Regions from separate parts of the Homo sapiens genome. Here region 2 is linked to region 1. The links are chromatin contacts, found by Hi-C or POLR2A ChIA-PET in ENCODE. All regions are on one chromosome and are shown on one strand. Each heading gives the region's core, a stretch centred on a gene start or an enhancer-like site at or near the end of the contact. The rest is flanking DNA. Distances are from core to core; before and after follow the strand shown. Region 1 overlaps SIPA1L3 (signal induced proliferation associated 1 like 3). Region 2 overlaps RYR1 (ryanodine receptor 1).

Region 1 (5,529 bases), core at 1,851-4,350:
GCAGCCTACACTCTTGAGGCCAGTGCTGAAAAGTCTCAGGAATGAACAAGAAAGGGGACCAGGAGGCCAGGAGCCATGGGTCTCCAACACACACCAAAGAAACTCCCAACTTGGCCCATGAAATTCCTGGCCCAGGCTTTCGCTGTATGAACTCTGCTCCCAGAACACAGTCCTGCTACACCTAGGCCTGTGCCAGCTCAGGGCTGGGTGCAGGGCGACCCCTCACATGTCTGGTGAATGAATAATCACAACAGCAGCAGCTCACGCTTATTATCTTATAGGCTGTTACTAAGCCACCTAACCTCCAACATGCAGTAAGGGCTAATGAATGCAAGCTGCCACCATCCTCCTCCTCCTCATTATCATCATCACCACCTCCACCACCGCCACCACCATCATCTCATCATCATCATCTCATTATCATCTATTATGCGACTTCTCGTGCCAGGTACTGTCCTAGGTACTTGAAATTCATAATCCCATCTTAATCCTTACAACCACCTTGGGAGAAAATGGAAGCACCCACAGTTAAGCTGCCCATTTAGGGCTAGTCACGGGCTCAGCTATGACTAGACCCCAGGTCAGCTGGATTCCGGAAAGCTGTGCTCTTGGCCACCGTGTCAACCCATTTTTGCTTTCATCTCCCTGGAGAAGCCTGTCCCCAAACTCCAAGTCACCGTTAGGTGCCTTCTTGGGGTTCCCACAGCCCCGTGGCTTCCCCTATTAGAACTCTTATCACTCTGGGTTGTTTACCTGCAGAACTTCCCAACATACTGTATACCAGGGTAAGCCTCGTGCCCAGCAAGAGGAGCAGGAACATGGGAGGTGCCCAATCAATGATGGTTGGTTGGAAGGATGGATGGAGACCCAAGTCTGAATCTTTCATTTTACTGAGGAGGGAAACAGAAGTTCAGAAAGGAGAGCTGTCGTGAGAGTTTCACTGAAGAAAGGCAGGTGGAGAAGATGGTAGAAACGGCTCCTTGATGAATCTCTATTCCACCTCCAAAGCCCAAAAGCTGCTTCCAGGAGCCCTCTTTGACCCCTAGGCTGGGTTAGGCACCTCCACTGGGTTCCCACTCCCCTGGGCTTCCCCGATCACAGACCTGACCACTCTGGGGTCTGAAGGTCTGCTTCCCTCACCGGATGGGGAGCCGCATGAGGGCAGAGCCACCCAGCCATGAGGCTGGTCCAGTCACCACTGCATCCCCACTACTCTACAGGGACGGGCAGGGGAGGCGCATATCAAATGTGTGCGCAATCAACCAGCAGACCTCCAGAGAAAGAAAAGGCTAGAAGGCTCATCCTGGGAAGAATAACTAAAAGCACAGGTATAGTTTGGAAAAAGGGAGGCCAAGAGGGGTTCCCTCAGCCACTTGTAAGTCCCTGCAGGGCTGCCAGGAATAAGACGTGCAGCTGGTGCTCTCCCGAGGACTAGACCTGAACCAGTGGGAGGTAGTTAGTTACACAGGGGCGGATGTGATTCACAAGACAGTTTTTTAATGATCACAACTTCCCCAAAGCAAAACACACTGCTGGGCTCTGCCCTTGCTGGAAGAATTTAAACCCAGGCCAGACAGTGAGCAGCCTGGTCCCCTGTACCCCACCCCCCGCACCCCCGGACCTCTTATGAGGCAACAAAGTGTAGTGGCTAAGAACAGGGGCCCTGGACCCAGGCTGCATGCCTCCCTGTCCCAGCTCCTCTACCTGGCAGGCAGCTTCACCACTCGTGCCTCAGTTTCCTCATCATTACCATGGGGATATCACAGCAGTGACGTCTTAGGGTAGTTACAAGAACTGAATGAGATCATGCACGTGAGGCGCTTACGGCAGGGCTTGGCACAGAGTCAGCACCCATTAATGTTCATTATTACTGCTTTTCCTTCCCCATGAAACCAGGCAGTGCTGGCTGGCCACCCCAACAGATACTCTCAATTCATTTTTTCTCTGGCTTCCTCCTCAGGAAAGGCTGAAAAGTTAAATAACATTTGCCACCTTCCTTGGAGCTAGGGGAGGCTATGCGACATGGCAGCAGGAGCGATGTGTCCATGAGGGGAAAGATCAAGAGAATCAAAGCGGCTCTGCCCTGACACTGCCCAGCCACCAAACTAACACTGGCAGCCAAGCACCTCCAGGTGTGCTGTTGTGAGCGAGAAATAAGCCCTCATTCAATCAAGCTGCAGTGAGCGGGGGTTTCTGTTCCTGAAACTTGAAGACATTCCTGGCCGAATGCACATACCATGATGCAAATGGCTCAAGGCGCACACCCATGGTAATTGTTTGCCAATTTCAGCTCAGGCCCGCTGCTGAGAACCCCTGACCCAGAGGAAAAACAGTGGGTGGCTGAGCCATACAGTGCTTACCAAGCCCAGTCGCTGTGTTCCACCCTTCCTTTTCAGCTGTATCTACTCCCCATCTGTACAATTATTTACATACACGCACACACACACACACACACACACACATACGTATCTCTCTCGCTCTATTGCCCGGGGCTGGAGTACAGTAGCATGGCCTCGACCTCCTGGGCGCAAGTGATCCTCCTGCCATAGCCGTCCGAGTTCCTGGGACTACAGGTGCATGCCACCAAGCCTGGCTATTTAAAACATTTTTTGTAGAGATGGAGTCTCACTCTGCTGCCCAGGCTGGTCTTAAACTCTTGGCCTCAAGTGATTCTCCTGCCTTGACCTCCCAAAGAGCTGGGATTATAGAGTGAGCCACTGCACCCAGCCCTCAAGTGATGTTCAAGCTTTATATATTTAAAAAGAATCCATATCACCACTAAAAATGAAAAATTGCTATCTTTTGCTACAAAGAAAAGCAAACTTAAAAAATAAACACAATGAAAACAAAACATAGTCACAGTCATTCATTATCTGACGTTGCATAATTTGGGTTCAATGGACTGGCAAAAAATTTTTCACTTTCCTTTTCTATTGCGGGGAACATCAGATCTGGCAATACTCAGGGATAAGACTGGCTCCAGCTGAGCAGGGCTGCCCCTTGGAGAGGGAACACATTTCCTTTTCACAGAAACTGTGTTCAGAAGGGAGATGATTTGACTGTGATCTCCCGGATGGCTGTGGATGAATTAGGCTGGGGACCGCCTCACTCCCTCCTCTATTCAGGGCCTCCTCAGAGAGGCCTTCCTTGGCCACCTTGTCCGAAAATTGCCCTGTGAGGCCAGTCCCCTTCCCTGCTTTATTCATCACTATATACTCCTATATACATCCTATGTACACTATATACATCCAACTTATCCTATATTCACTTCTTTTTTTTTTTTGAGACCGAGTCTCGCTCTGTTGCCCAGGCTGGAGTGCAGTGGCGCAACCTCAGCTCACTGCCACCTCTGCCTCTGGGTTCAAGCGATCCTCCCACCTCAGCCTCTCAAGTAGCTAGGATTACAGGTGTGTGCCACCACGGTTGGCTAATTTTTTTGTATTTTTAGTAGAGACGGGGTTTAGTAGAGACGGCCACCATGTTGGCCAGGCTGGTCTTGAACTCCTGACCGCAAGTGACCCGCCCACCTTGGCCTCCCAAAGGTGTTGGGATTACAGGTGTGAGCCACCATGCCCAGCCCTATATTCACTTTTTATCTGTTTACTGTTTTATTCTCCAGTAGGATGTCCGTTCCCTTAAGGTAAGGAGTTTGTTTTTTCATTCCTGAATCCCTAGTGCCTAGAAGCAGATAGTAGGTGCTCAAATGCATATTTGCTGAGTGAAGGAAAATAAATGAATGAACAAACGAAACCTGTTCATGTTCTTTCCAAGTTCCCTAAGGCCCTGGTTACCACGTAGGAAAAGTGCCGTTCTTCCTGCTGTGTGAGAGGCAATGCTAGGAATTTACTTGGAACTTGGGAGCTTTTATCACATGAAAAAGGAATGTGCTAGATTAAAACAAGTATCTATGAGCCCATAGGATATAAATTAGTAACTAAATAAAGAAATAAGGGGGAAGGGACAGGTCTTCCTTACAGAAGAGTTCCAATTAATAAATGTAGATGGAATGAGAGGCACACAAAAACTGCCATCAGGGAAACAGCACAGCAGTAACTGCTGTAGACAAGACCCGGCCACCAATGGATGGTAAAATTAGTGGGTGGAAGTTTGAGGAAAAGCGGGATGTGGGATATTAGCATAGCCTCAAAGTTTCTCCCCAAAGGTAGCATTTTTGTTTTGTTTTAAAGAGACAGGCTCTTGCTCTGTCACCCACACTGGAGTGCAGTGGCACGATCTCAGCTCACTGCAATCTCCGCATCCTGGGCTCAAGCGATCCTCCTGCCTCAACCTCCTGAGTAGCTGGGACTACAGGTGTGCACCACCACACCTGGCTAATTTGTTTCTATTTTATTTTTTTAGAGCTAGGGTCTCACTTCATTGCACAAGCTGGTTTCAAACTCCTGGCCTGGAGTGCCCCAAGATAGCCATTAATTACAAAGGGAAAAGTGTAACTTTACTGTGGAGAAATCTGGCACACAGCAACTTAACCAAGTGATCTAGGTGAACATTACCGGAAATATGATGCATTGATGTCACAGACCCCCACAATGACGCACTGAGAAGGGCATGCTGCCTGTGTGGCACTGTTCCAAATAATGAATAACCTCAATCAGGTCATGAGAAAACATCAGAAAAACCCAAGTTGAAACACCCAACAAAATAGCAGAGCAGTCCTCTTCCAAAGTGTCTGGGTCATGAAAGGCTAGGAAAGACGGAGGAATTGTTCCAGATCGGAGGAGGTTAAGGAGACAAGAAAACCAAATGCAATGTGGGATCAAGAATAGACTCTTGGAAGAAAAAAGGACATCCGCAGAAAAACTGGTGAAATGTGATTAATGTCTGTCATTGAGTTAATCGTACTGGGTTGTGTGAATTTCCTGTTTTGATCACTGTGTTAAGGTTGTATAAGATGGTAACATGGGGGAAGCTGGATGTAGGGTAGACATGTGAACTTTGTAACCATTTTCACAACTTTTTTATAACTCTAAAATCACTTCAAAATAAAAGTAATCAAGAATTGTGCCAGGAAGCATCCTTTGACAGAAATCTGGCCCCTAGCAACTGTCCCACACACAAGCTTCAGGTACCCAGGCAAGACTGCCAGGATGAGGGAATGTGATGAGACCCACTAAACATCCAGGAGAGAGAAACTCCATCCACAGCCACTCAGTTCCCGCAGCTTGGCCGACACGGCTACCTGCATCCAGGGTCTGAATGCCACAATCCTCCCCCTTCCACCTCCCACACCGTTATGGTCTCTTGGTTCTTCAAGGATCAGACAATGGCCCCTCCCAACAAAGCTGGGAATCGTCCAGGAAGGCGTCACTGCAAACTGAAATGACATGCAGCTGGGGGCCCATGCCACTGCTTAGAACCCACCCACAGAAACAAGAGAGAATGTTCACTAGCAAACCAACCCAAACCCAACCCAGAAACCTAAACATAACATATTCAAAACCTATATAGCACAGGTAAGTATTTGCCATATATATATATATATATATATATATATTTGCCACATATATATAT
Region 2 (5,529 bases), core at 1,583-4,082, 520 kb before region 1:
GCAGTGGCACGATCTCAGCTCATTGCAGCCTCCACCTCCCAGGGTCAAATGAGTCTCGTGCTTCAGCCTCCTGAGTAGCTAGGACTACAGGTGCATGCCACTGTGCCTGGTGAATTTTTGTATTTTTTTGTAGACGGGGTTTTGCCATGTTGCCCAGGCTTGTCCCAAACTCCTGAACTCAGGTGATTTGCCCTCCTCCGCCTCCCAAAGTGTTGGGATTACAAGCATAAATCACCAAGTTCACCCACAGATTTCTTTCAGACAACACTTTTCTTGAACATTCTTGTGCTGATTGCCCATGCATTTTTGCAAGAGGTTCTCTAGAGCAGCATAAAATGTTCTTGACCGCACTCACTCAACCATAAGAATACATTTTACAATGTGACTCAAAAAAAAAAAAAAAGGTTTCATGACATAATTCTGACCTTTGCTGTGTAGCACACTCTGCAGTGTTCTATTTTATTTCTAAAGATGCTGGTCACGAGTTACGCATTGCTAAATTAATTTCATTACCTCCAGACGGGTAGCAACATGCAGTGTGAGAAATGTTGCTCTGGGGTATGAACAGAAGCAAAATTTTCTGGCTCTCAAAAGTGCTTTGTAAAAACCCCAGAACTTTGCAAAATGCTTTCTAAATGAGTAACATGCTTTGCAAATCATGAAGGGCTCTAGAAACCACAGAGCATGGAGACATAATCACACCGGAACCCCTCACCTTCTGCCCTCACCTCGTCTGCTTGCCTACCCCTCTATCATGAGCAGTGTGACACTGTCTGTCTCAAAAATCCACCTCTGGCCAGGTGTGGTGGCTCATGCCTGTAATCCCAGGACTTTGGGAGGCCGAGGCGGGTGGATCACCTGAGGTCAGGAGTTCGAGACCAGCCTGGACAACATGGTGAAACCCCGTCTCTACTAAAAATACAAAAATTAGTTAGGCATGATGGTGCGTGCCTGTAATCCCAGCTACTTGAGAGGCTGAAGCAGGAGAATGGCTTGAACCTGGGAGGCGGATGTTGCAGTGAGCCAAGATTGTGCCATTGCACCTAGCCTGGGCAATAAGAGCGAGACCCTGTCTCAAAAAAAAAAAAAAAAAAAAAAAGAAGCCCACCTCTCCACAGGCGCCTGGGACACTATCACCTCCATTCACTCCTAGACTTTGCTCTTGTGATTTGCTGATCTCTCTGTGTCATCATTCATTGCCCATCCCTTTATTTATTTATTTACTTACTTACTTATTGAGACGGAGTCTTGCTCTGTCTTGCCCAGGCTAGAGTGCAGTGGCACGATCTTGGCTCACTGCAGCCTCCGCCTCCTGGGTTCAAGTGATTCTCCTGTCTCAGCCTCCTGAGTAGCTGGGACTACAGGCGTGTGCCACCACACTGGCTAATTCTGTATTTTTAGTAGAGACAGGGTTTCGCCATGTTGGCCAGGCTGGCCTTGAACTCCTGACCTCAGGTGATCTGCCTGCCTGGGCCTCCCAAAGTGCTAGGATTACAGGTGTGAGCCACCACACCTGGACTATTTTTTTAAAAAATTATTTTTATTTTTTGAGACAGAGTCTTGCTCTGTCACCCAGGCTGGAGTGCAGTGGCGTGATCTTGGCTCACTGAAACCTCTGCCTCCAGGGTTCAAGCGATTCTCCTGCCTCAGTCTTCTGAGTAGCTGAGATTACAGGCATGTGCTACCACGCCAAGCTAATTTTTGTATTTTTAGTAGAGATGGGGTTTCGCCATGTTGGCCAGGCTGGTCTTGAACTCCTGATCTCAAGTGATCTGCCCGCCTTGGCCTCCCAAAGTGTTAGGATTACAGGCATGAGCCAGGCCTTTTTATTTTTCATTTTTGTGGGTACATAGTAGTTGTATTTATTTATGGGGTAGATGAACTATTTTGATATAGGCATGCAATACGTACTCACATCAGGGTTAATGCGTTATCCATTCCCTCTGGCATTTATCCTTTCTTTGTGTTACAGTCTACTTATAGTCTTTTAGTTGTTTTACTTTATTATTAATTTTTTGAGACAAAGTCTGTCTCTACTACCTAGGCTGGAGTGTAATGGAGTGATCATGGCTTGCCATAGCCTCGACCTCCTGGGCTCAAGTGATCCTCCCGTCTTAGCCTTCCAAGTTGGGACCACAGGCATGCACCACCATACCCAGCTAATTTTTTAAACAGTTTTTTTGTAGAGACAAGGTCTCATTATGTTTTCTAGGCTGGTCTTGAACTCCTGGGCTCAAGCGATCCTCCCACCTCAGCCTCCCAAAGTATCGAGATTACAGGCATGAGTCATCGTGCCTGGCTAGTATTTTATTTTATTTTATATTTTATTGTATTATTTTATTTTATTTTTGAGAGAGTCTCACTCTGTTGCCCATGCTGGAGTGCAGTGGTGCAATCTCGGCTCACTGCAACCTCCGCCTCCCGGGTTCAAGCGATTCTCCTGCCTCAGCCTCCCGAGTAGCTGGGAATACAGGCATGCACCACCATGCCTAGCTAATTTTTGTATTTTTATTTCTTTTTTTTGAGACAGAATTTCGCTCTTGTCACCCAGGCTGGAGTGCAATGACGCGATCTTGGCTCACAGCAACCTCCCCCTCCTGGGTTCAAGTGATTCTCTTGCCTCAGCCTCCCAAGTAGCTGGGACTTCAGGCATAGGCCACCATGCCTAGCTAATTTTTGTATTTTTTGTAGGGACAGGGTTTGGTTTCGCCATGTTGCCCAGGCTGCTCTCTGTCCCTCTTGTTCCCATTTTTCAGCCTTTCCATTTACTGTCCCCTTTGCCTGGGACACCACAGCCTCGCTGAGTCATATGGTATCTTTCAACTCTCAGCTTCGCTGTCCCCTCCTGCAGAAGGCCTTCCGCCACCAGCCGGTTTACAGGGCTTACCACACCCTGCTCACTCCCACACCCTTCAGACCACAGATTATAACCTGCAATTACTTCGTGTATTTCGTTATTTGCATCTGCCCCTTCCCACTGGACTATCAGCCCCCACAGTGGGCTCTCTGTTTTGTTCACTGCTGTACCTTCAGGACCAGGGCAGTGCCTGACACACAGTAGGTACTCATACTCATTTGTCAAGTGAAGGAAGCATCATGAAAACTAAGAGGCTGGGCGCCGTGGCTCATGCCTATAATCCCAGCACTTTGGGAGGCTGAGGCAGGAGAATCGCTTGAACCTGGGAGGCGGAGGTTGCAGTGAGCCGAGAGCATGCCACTGCACTCCAGCCTGGGTGACAGAATGAGACTCTGTCACAAAAAAAAAAAAAAAAAAAAGAAATGAGACTATCGCCATTTTGCAATCTCTAATGAATGAATATGTCTGAGTGTTGAGCAGAAACAGCTGCTGGCATCTGGAAAGGAGGTGCCTCCTGGTGGAGGTATACAGTAGCCCCACATAGGAAGGTTCTGGCTAAAAAACTCCTTACACCCAAATCTGAATCTGCTCGAACTTTGGCTGAGTCCCACTTTGGAGGAAACCCAGGGGACACAGGAACACATGAAATGACACCACAAGGACGCATTGGTCAGGTCCAGACTATGGGAAGCTCTACAACTAGGACAGCACTATCCACTGATAGACTTAGTGTGAAAAAAGAATGAAAAATGTCGAGCTAATCATTTTTTAGATTGATTATGGCCAGGCACAGTGGCTCTTGCCTGTAATCCCAGCACCTTGGGTGGCTGAGGAGGGTGGATTGCTTGAGCACAGGAGTTTGAGACCAGCCTGGGCAACATGGCAAGACCCCATCTCTATAAATAAATAAACAGGATTGATTCCATGTTGAAATAATATCCTGAGTGTACTAGATTATGTGTAGTGTTTCATTTTACTTTTTTTTTTTTTTAACAGAGTCTTGCTCAGTTGCCCAGGTTGAAGTACAGTGCCATGAACATGGCTCACTGCAGCATTAACCTCCAAGGTTCAAGAGATCCTCCTGCCTCAGCCTCCCCAGTAACTGGGACTACAGATATGCACTACTACACCTGGTTATTTTTTAAAGTTTTTATAGAGATAGGGTTTTGCTGTGTTACGCAGGCTGGCTCAAACTCCTGGCCTCAAGTGATCCTCCCGCCTTGGCCTCCCAAAGTGCTGGGATTACAGGCACGAGCCACCATGCCGGTCCTCTTTTTACTTTTTAAAAAACATGGCTATTAGAAAATTTAAAATTATGGTGACTCACGCCTGTAATCCCAGCACTTTCGGAGGGTGAGGAGGGCAGATCACTTTAGGCCAGGAGTTTGAGACTACCCTGGCCAACATGGCGAAACCTTGTCTCTACTAAAAATACAAAAATTAGCCAGGTGTGGTGGCGCATGCCTGTAATCCCAGCTACTCAGGAGGCTGAGGCAGGAGAATCACTTGAACCTGACAGGTGGAGGTTACAGTGAGCTGAGATTGCCCCACTGCACTCCAGCCTGGACAACAGAGTGAGACCCTGTCTCAAAAAAAAGAAGAAAATTTAAAAATATACATATTGCTCATATTGTATTTCTGTTGGACAGTAAAGATCTGCAGGACTGGATCTCCAGGAGATAAATTGCAAGGAAAAAGAAAAGATAATAGAGGGGAAGCAAGAGATGAAAGATGATTTTAAAAAGTATCAGCCAATTGCAATGGGTGGCCCTTGTTTGGATTCTGATTTAAAGAAGCTACAAAAAATCCTGATAGTTACATGAAAGTTATGAGATTTGGAAATTTGCACACTCACTAGATATTTGATGATTTAAAGGACTGTGACTTTTTTATTTGTACTGTTTTATTTTGGGTTAGGAGTGATGACATTGTGGTTTGTTAAATAAAAGGAACGTCTTTTAAGGCCACACACACATACACACACACGTGCGCACACACACATGCATTTTTTTTTTTTTTTTTTTGAGGCAGGGTCTCACTCTGTTGCTCAGGCTGGAGTGGAGTGCAGTGGTGTGTTCAGGACTCACTGCGACCTCAACTTCTCGGTCCTCCCACCTCAGCCTCGCAAGTAGCTAGGACTACAGGCATGTGCCACCACACTCGGCTAATTTTTTGTATTTTTAGTGGAGACAGGGTTTCGCCATGTTGCCCAGGCTCTTCTCAAACACCTGGACTCAAACAGTCCACTCTCTTGGACCTCCCAAAGTACTGGGATTACAGGCGTGACCCACCGTGTCTGGCCAAGACCATATATATTTTATGATACCATTTATATGCAGTGTTCAGAATAGGCAAATCTATAGAGGCAGAAAGATCAGTGGTTACCGGGGGCTGGGGTGGGGGAAGTGGGAAATGACTGCTAATGGGTATGGGGTTCGTTTTCAAAGGATGATTAAAATGTTCTAAAATTAGATTGCAGGGATGGCTTCATAATTCTGTGAACACACTATAAACCACTGAACTGTACATTTTAAATGGGTGGATTTTATGGTATGTACATTCTATTTCAGTAAAGACACTTTAAAAAGGAAGTGTTTTAATTAAGAGACAAATAAAATTTGCAGATAGGAAAACAATGAAGATAACCTCAAGACTGTTTACTGACCAGGAAT

The links. A loop is a pair of places that touch in the nucleus more often than their neighbours do. ChIA-PET counts read pairs that join two places held with the same protein, here RNA polymerase II (POLR2A). Pooled maps may share reads with other maps.
Region 2: a loop to region 1 is called in a map with no recorded cell type, with 6 times the contacts of the local background. The contact joins two enhancer-like sites. A Hi-C loop is called at or near these places in 9 of 37 single-sample maps with no recorded cell type and 5 of 50 pooled maps. POLR2A ChIA-PET finds 5 or more read pairs at or near these places in 1 of 52 experiments (activated B cell).

The regions. Positions count from the first base shown.
Region 1 is chr19:38,030,607-38,036,135 of GRCh38, reverse strand. The region is part of intron 2 of SIPA1L3 (signal induced proliferation associated 1 like 3); the gene reads right to left. Among named protein-coding and RNA genes, the nearest start is that of SIPA1L3, 130 kb to the right of the region's middle. Within about 2 kb of position 3,100, at least 6 of the 41 ENCODE cell types and tissues checked have a DNase peak (open chromatin) inside an H3K27ac peak, as active enhancers do.
Region 2 is chr19:38,554,799-38,560,327 of GRCh38, reverse strand. The region is part of intron 89 of RYR1 (ryanodine receptor 1); the gene reads right to left. Among named protein-coding and RNA genes, the nearest start is that of MAP4K1-AS1, 39 kb to the left of the region's middle. RefSeq lists an enhancer at 2,847-3,036. Within about 2 kb of position 2,832, at least 3 of the 41 ENCODE cell types and tissues checked have a DNase peak (open chromatin) inside an H3K27ac peak, as active enhancers do.